Regions from separate parts of the Homo sapiens genome. Here region 1 is linked to region 2. The links are chromatin contacts, found by Hi-C in ENCODE. All regions are on one chromosome and are shown on one strand. The core of a region is the stretch at or near the end of the contact, and the rest is flanking DNA. Distances in the headings are between cores, read along the strand shown. Region 1 holds the start of ZNF385D (zinc finger protein 385D). Region 2 holds the start of ZNF385D-AS1 (ZNF385D antisense RNA 1).

Region 1 (2,873 bases), core at 250-2,749, 210 kb before region 2:
TAAGAGTATTTCTAAAAGAACAGCCCTAGATTTATCTTAAGATTCACTGTGATGTTTCTGATTTATATTTGCTTACCTACTTTCACTCACCAAATTCTTTATAATCTAGCGTGAGAGAGGATATTGTTCATTGCACTCTTCACAGAGGTAGAATACAGTTAAGCTTTTATGCAAGATTGCACAGAAAGCCGTTATTATGAGCTTCAGCCCCCTAGTTTCTATGCACATTAAATCCACCAAGAGATATAGAATCGCGTAAGGAAATGCTATAGAATATTTTAATATCAAAATGTAGAAATCTTTGCTATCACACTTTTATAAAAGCCCAGATTAAAAATATATCAATTGCATTCTTCCATAGACTACAGTTCTTTGTTTATATTTGGTTCTTAATTTCATAAATGTCTATAGAAATTTATAAGTTCAAATGTTCCAGTACGTAAATTGGTTCCCAAAGTGATGAGTCCTTAGGAAACGGAACTTGCTGTATGAGTTTATTTTTTCCATGCTGTGCATTTAAGTATTAATCAGCACAGCTTTCAGGGATTTCTTTCTAATATCCTTTTCTATGTAAGATAAGGACTGCAATTCATTATACCATTGGAGGAGCCAGAGGCTTTGCTAAGCTTTGCCTTTCTTGACCGTTCATCTCAAATTTAATGAGAGCGTTGTGTGTGTGTGTGGTGGGGGGGGGAGGGGGGTGGGTGTGTGTGTGTGTGGCTATATTATATTGGTGACTGGACTCTAACTATGGCACAATGTTGGTTGCCTTTCAGGCTAATCGTCTCTCCGTTTCAGGAGGTCAAAGATCATTTCAGCCTCAGTGTGCTTTCTACCTGCCTACTAAGGGAGGCAGCAAATTTGGTCCTGGGCAACTGAGAGGTGACTTTTATCACCAGTTATTTTTCTTCACATCTTTCTATCAACATAATAGCTCAGGGAACACTCAAGAAATAAAAAATTACACTTCACCAAGTACTAGCTTTCTGGGATGTGATCACTTCTAAGTGTGAACCTCTATTACCCTAGCAGTGGTCCCTGGCGTTCCTTTTATTCCTCTTATATATAAACATCACAAAAAATAACAACAAACCCTCAAGCCCACAGCAAAGAGAATGCAAGCACGGCACCATCCCTCTTCGTACTGCCGTTTTAACTTGGTAGAGGAGGTTAAATTTTGGAGAGAATGGTGGCATTCACAGGAGGGGCGGGGTAAAAGTGTTGTCTAATTACACGTTAATGGCAGAACTCGCCTTAACCACGTCCCTCCTGCACAGTGGTGAATTTCTCCTGTGTGTTCCTGTGTGGATCCCGACACTCTTCTCGCTTTAAGAGAGCCTCCCGCGCCCCTCACTCCGCCCCTTCCCAAGTCTCTGGGCTCGTCAAAGCTTCCCGAGAGCCATGGTTGGTCCAGGCAGGCAGTCGGAGCACCTCGTGGAGCGGCTGCTAACCCAGGGTGGGGTGGGGTGGGGTGGAGGGGTCTGCTTGTAGTACTCTCAGTCCTGATGTCACAGGCGCGGCAAGGACATCGCAAGGAGGAGTCGGATTACAGTAAGGATGGGCAGTGCAGCAGGCAGCCCGAGCGCACTCTCCAGCCGCCGGGGATCTTAGCCCTGGAAAGGCAGCCTGCAAGGCGCTCATCCCGCGGAGGAGGCACGCTCTCGGCGCTCACTGCTCTCCACGCCGGGGACATTTCCACCGAATGTAGCATGAAAGGGCTCTGCTCTACGTGCCAGCCTTGGGTGAGAGCTGATGCTGAAGACACCGCGGTGGGATTCCAGCTGTCTGATTAATGAGAAACATAATGTATTTTGGTGAGTGTTCACTCTGATGATGTAATTCTGGGGGTGTCCGGCTCTTCATCCGTGCAGACAAGCCCTTAAAAAATTCTTTAAGCAGCAAGAATATGTTACATTAAACCTACCTCCAGTTGGCAACTGGAGGACCAAGCCGGTGCAGCCTTCAAAGCTTCCTTTGTGCCACAACTGGGGCTGTTAATTTAGCCGTGGATGAGTTTAAGTTGGAAAAGAAAAGAGACAGGGACATGTGGAGGGGGCGGGGGGGTAAACTTTGCCTTGATTTGCCTGAATGAAGTTGGCTCTTTTAGCTAGGTGAAGGAGAAATAGTGCAGCGTGGGAAGTCATGAGCTAACTTAATGGAATGTGAAACAAAGTTTCTATACAATTGATGCTGTGAAAGCTTAGTCAATATGAGCATTTCATTCAGTATTTGCTGGTTTTTCTTGTTCTGAGGCGGAAAAGGAAAACATTGTCTAGTGAGCAGTGTGGTTGAGCAGCTGAGAACACTTCTCTATATCATCTCAGTGCTCTGTCTAGCTAGGAGCAGCCTAGCACAAAATGCATATTATTTGAAACCTTTAGAGGTCTCGGAGATGTCAAATATTTGTGCAGGTCAGTTTTGTGCCACGGTAGAAACCTCAGTTAGGTTTTCAGTTGAGCTGCCTGCATTTCCAGAAAGCATGTTGAGGCTTGGATCCGAGCTATCAGTTGAGCACTGGAAGTGGGCTTGGAGCTGTGCATTTGCACTCTAACGCCGCAACTTACTGCTAGTACAGGAGGCAAGCCCCTTCACTAAATAAGAAGAAGTCAAAGATAAGGACTGAATATTTGTTCCTCCTCTCTGAAGTTATGCTTTCCTTCTGTAAGTCCTATCTGGCGTCATCATTTAAGGGCATCTATGCGATATTAAAAGGTTTGATAGAGCAACTGGAGAGGGGCTAGGAAATGTATCCAAGATGCAAATGCTCTGATTTCTTGGTTTGCTTTAAATATTAAATCTAGCGTCTTCTTTCAGATTAAAGAGGTATTTAGATAAACTTAGGTTGGGGCACTATTAGTTTGTTGGAAATTTAT
Region 2 (2,874 bases), core at 39-2,538:
TTAGATCCAAGTGCTTGTCTTTCTTTAGGACAAATTAATTAGAACTCTTTTTACGGACATCACACACTACACACACACAAAAAAATCCAGTCGCTAGGTGGGGTCCTTTAAGAAACAGGGCTAGGAAAACATGCAGATATCAAACCAGAAAGAAACTTACTTCCTAAGGCAGGATTGCTAAACAAAGCCTTGCCACCAGTTACAAGCCATGCCCTCAGGATGTAAAACAACATGGAGGCTTCATTTCACAACCAAAACTTTGCAGAAAATATAAACAGCGATAGCTGCGGGGCTGGGGGGCCTACCTTAATACAACATCTTCTAGAAAGAAAGAAAAAAAGAAACTTTAAAAGTTAACTTGCTGACAGGACACAGAAGGGGAAAGAAAATCAACAGTTTAAGAATGCCTGGGGAAGAACCTCTTATTCTTATGCAACTGTTTCCTCCACCAGTTGCATAAGAAAAGTTAAAGCTTAATTACTGTCGGATGGAGTAGAACCCCTTGGGTGGGGAAGGGGAAGGCTGCAGACGCTTGTGGCTGGGAACCAGCCAACCGGCTGTGCGGGACCCTTAGGCCATGCATCCCAGCCCCGCAAGGAGTGGGGAGCGGCTGGGAACTGCTGCTCGCTAGTCCGTCTGGAAAAAGGAAAAGACCGTGAAAAGGCCCCCGACCCCCAGGAGCGACAAGGGGTGGGGAGCGGTCTCCCATATGCTCAGAAGTTGCAGGATGAAAAGTCTTAGAAACAAGGGTGAGCGGTTTTCCGAGATAGTCCCGCTCTTGTCGCGCAGGCTGGAGTAGAGTGGCGTGATCTTGGCTCACTAAAACCTCCGCCTCCCAGCCAGCTTCAAGTGATTCTCCTGCCTCAGCCCCCTGTGTAGCTGAGATTACAGGCGCGCGCCACCACACCGGCTTATTTTTGTATTTTTACTAGAGAGGGGTTTCACCATGTTGGCCAGGCTGGTCTCAAACTCCTGACCTCACGTGATCCGCTCGCCTTGGCCTCCCAAAGTGCTGGAATTACAGGCATCAGCCACCGCGCCCGGCCAACAGTGAGAGGTTTTGAGTCCCCCTTTCACTCACCTCTTCAAGAGCCCCAACGTTGCACGCCAAGAATGTTGCAGGACTTTTCCTTCCTTCATCTGAAGACTGGGTTCTTGTCCGTCCCAAGGCCAGGAAAATTTAGGTTTGGAGAAGGTTTAAAGGGTGAATAAAGCAGGGTTTTATCGAGTGAAAGTCGGCGGGAAGAAAAAAAGGGAAACAAGTTTCCTCCGCAAGGTCAGAGTTCCCCGATCGAGGCTTCCTGTCGGCCCTTGAAATCGCAGGTTCCACACAGGAAGAGGAGGGGCCAGGCTCCTCCCTATTGAACTTCCTGAGGCTACACCTCAGTGGGCAGGCTGATTAGAGTTTGTCCAGGGTACCCCCCTCACCTGGCTGTTTCAGTGGCACACACCTGTAATCCCAGTGCTTGAGGAGGTGGAAGTAAGAGGATCACTGGCAGGCCAAGGGATTGAGAGCAGCCTGGGCAACACAGCAAGACTATCTCTCCAAAAATCTTAAAAAATTAGCCGGGCATGGTGGTGCGCACCTGTAGTCCTAGCTACTTGAGAAGCAGAGGTTTGAGGATTGCTTGAGCCCAGCGGTTCGAGGTTGCAATGGGTACTGATCACACCACCGCTCTCCAGCCTGGGCAGCAGGCTGACACCTCATCATCTCTGGGAAAAAAAAAAAAAGAAAGAGAAGAAAAACCCAGGAATCTCTAAGATGGTTTAAGTTTCATAATTTCTGCATTTTGATAAAAATGAAGTTTAGGCTTCCTTTTCCACAGTGACTACTCTCTCCACAATGCAGGATTCATATCCTAAGTAACTGATTCTCTGAAACCTAAACATGAAAATTCACATATTTTTAAAGGGAAGTAAATAAGTGCAATTAGACTTGAGCATGACCTAGAAACTTGTTCTTATGATTCTGAAAGCTTGTTTTGTAGAAGCCTCCGAGTTTTAGTTTATTTGAAAAAAAATTACTATTGTCAAACATCCCCAAATTTTAGCTTTATGATTGTGAATATTTCAGAGTGCACCAGCGCTGATGAAATCTTTATTAGCTATGGAATAAAATCCTTGATGAAAACCAGTTGCCCACAAATTGCTGGATATACATATCTATTAAAATTTTAATCAGTTTTTTTGTATCTCTTTTTACAACTGTATACACTTCTTAAAGTATTAGTAGGCACTAACAAAACTTATAGAAACCAAAAGTAGAAACTAGATTAGTGGTCACCAATAATTGAAAATCTCAAAGATAAAATTTGCTCATTCCATTTCATTAATCCTAGTTCCTGTTTATCAAGACTCTTGCTTTTTTTGTTATATTTTGTTATAATTTATTTCAGCATATCATAAATAATCAGTTTCATCCTAGTCCTGAAAACTAGGACAGTAGGAGGGTTTGTTCCTGGTCAGATGAGCAAAGAAATTTAAGAAAAGGTAACTCATATTAATGTCTATTCCTGTGTAATTTGGGGTTTTGTGGCCATTCGTATCCTTCCCTTCCTAACAGTTGCTATTTGTTGTTGTCTAATTTTTACTGAGCCCTATCCTCTGTATTAACTAGAGTAATTGTGATGAAATAATTTACCTTTCTCAAGTGTCTCCATGGCCAAAAATGTCTATGTAGAAAAAATGAACTTTATTTTTAGAGCAGTTTGAGGCTCACAGTAGTATTAAGCAGAAGGTACAGAGATTTCCCATTTACCTTCTGCCCCCAAATCTGTGTAGCACCCATTCATTTTTAACCTTCTTCACACTAAAGTTTCTTATGGTGATTGGTTTAAGAGTGGTGATTTGGTTTTATTCTCTAATTAAGGGGAA

What was found. A loop is a pair of places that touch in the nucleus more often than their neighbours do.
Region 1: a loop to region 2 is called in a map of mammary epithelial cell, with 2.4 times the contacts of the local background. The contact joins the promoter of ZNF385D here to the promoter of ZNF385D-AS1 in region 2. A Hi-C loop is called at or near these places in 1 of 168 maps with a recorded cell type or tissue (mammary epithelial cell).

Annotation. Positions count from the first base shown.
Region 1 is chr3:21,749,836-21,752,708 of GRCh38, reverse strand. It overlaps ZNF385D (zinc finger protein 385D), which reads left to right and starts at 1,499. Exons shown (of 8, transcript NM_024697.3): 1 at 1,499-1,814. The coding sequence starts at 1,793.
Region 2 is chr3:21,541,203-21,544,076 of GRCh38, reverse strand. ZNF385D-AS1 (ZNF385D antisense RNA 1) reads right to left here and starts at 1,288. Exons shown (of 3, transcript NR_046731.1): 1 at 1,082-1,288. The region is part of intron 3 of ZNF385D (zinc finger protein 385D); the gene reads left to right. RefSeq lists an enhancer at 140-720.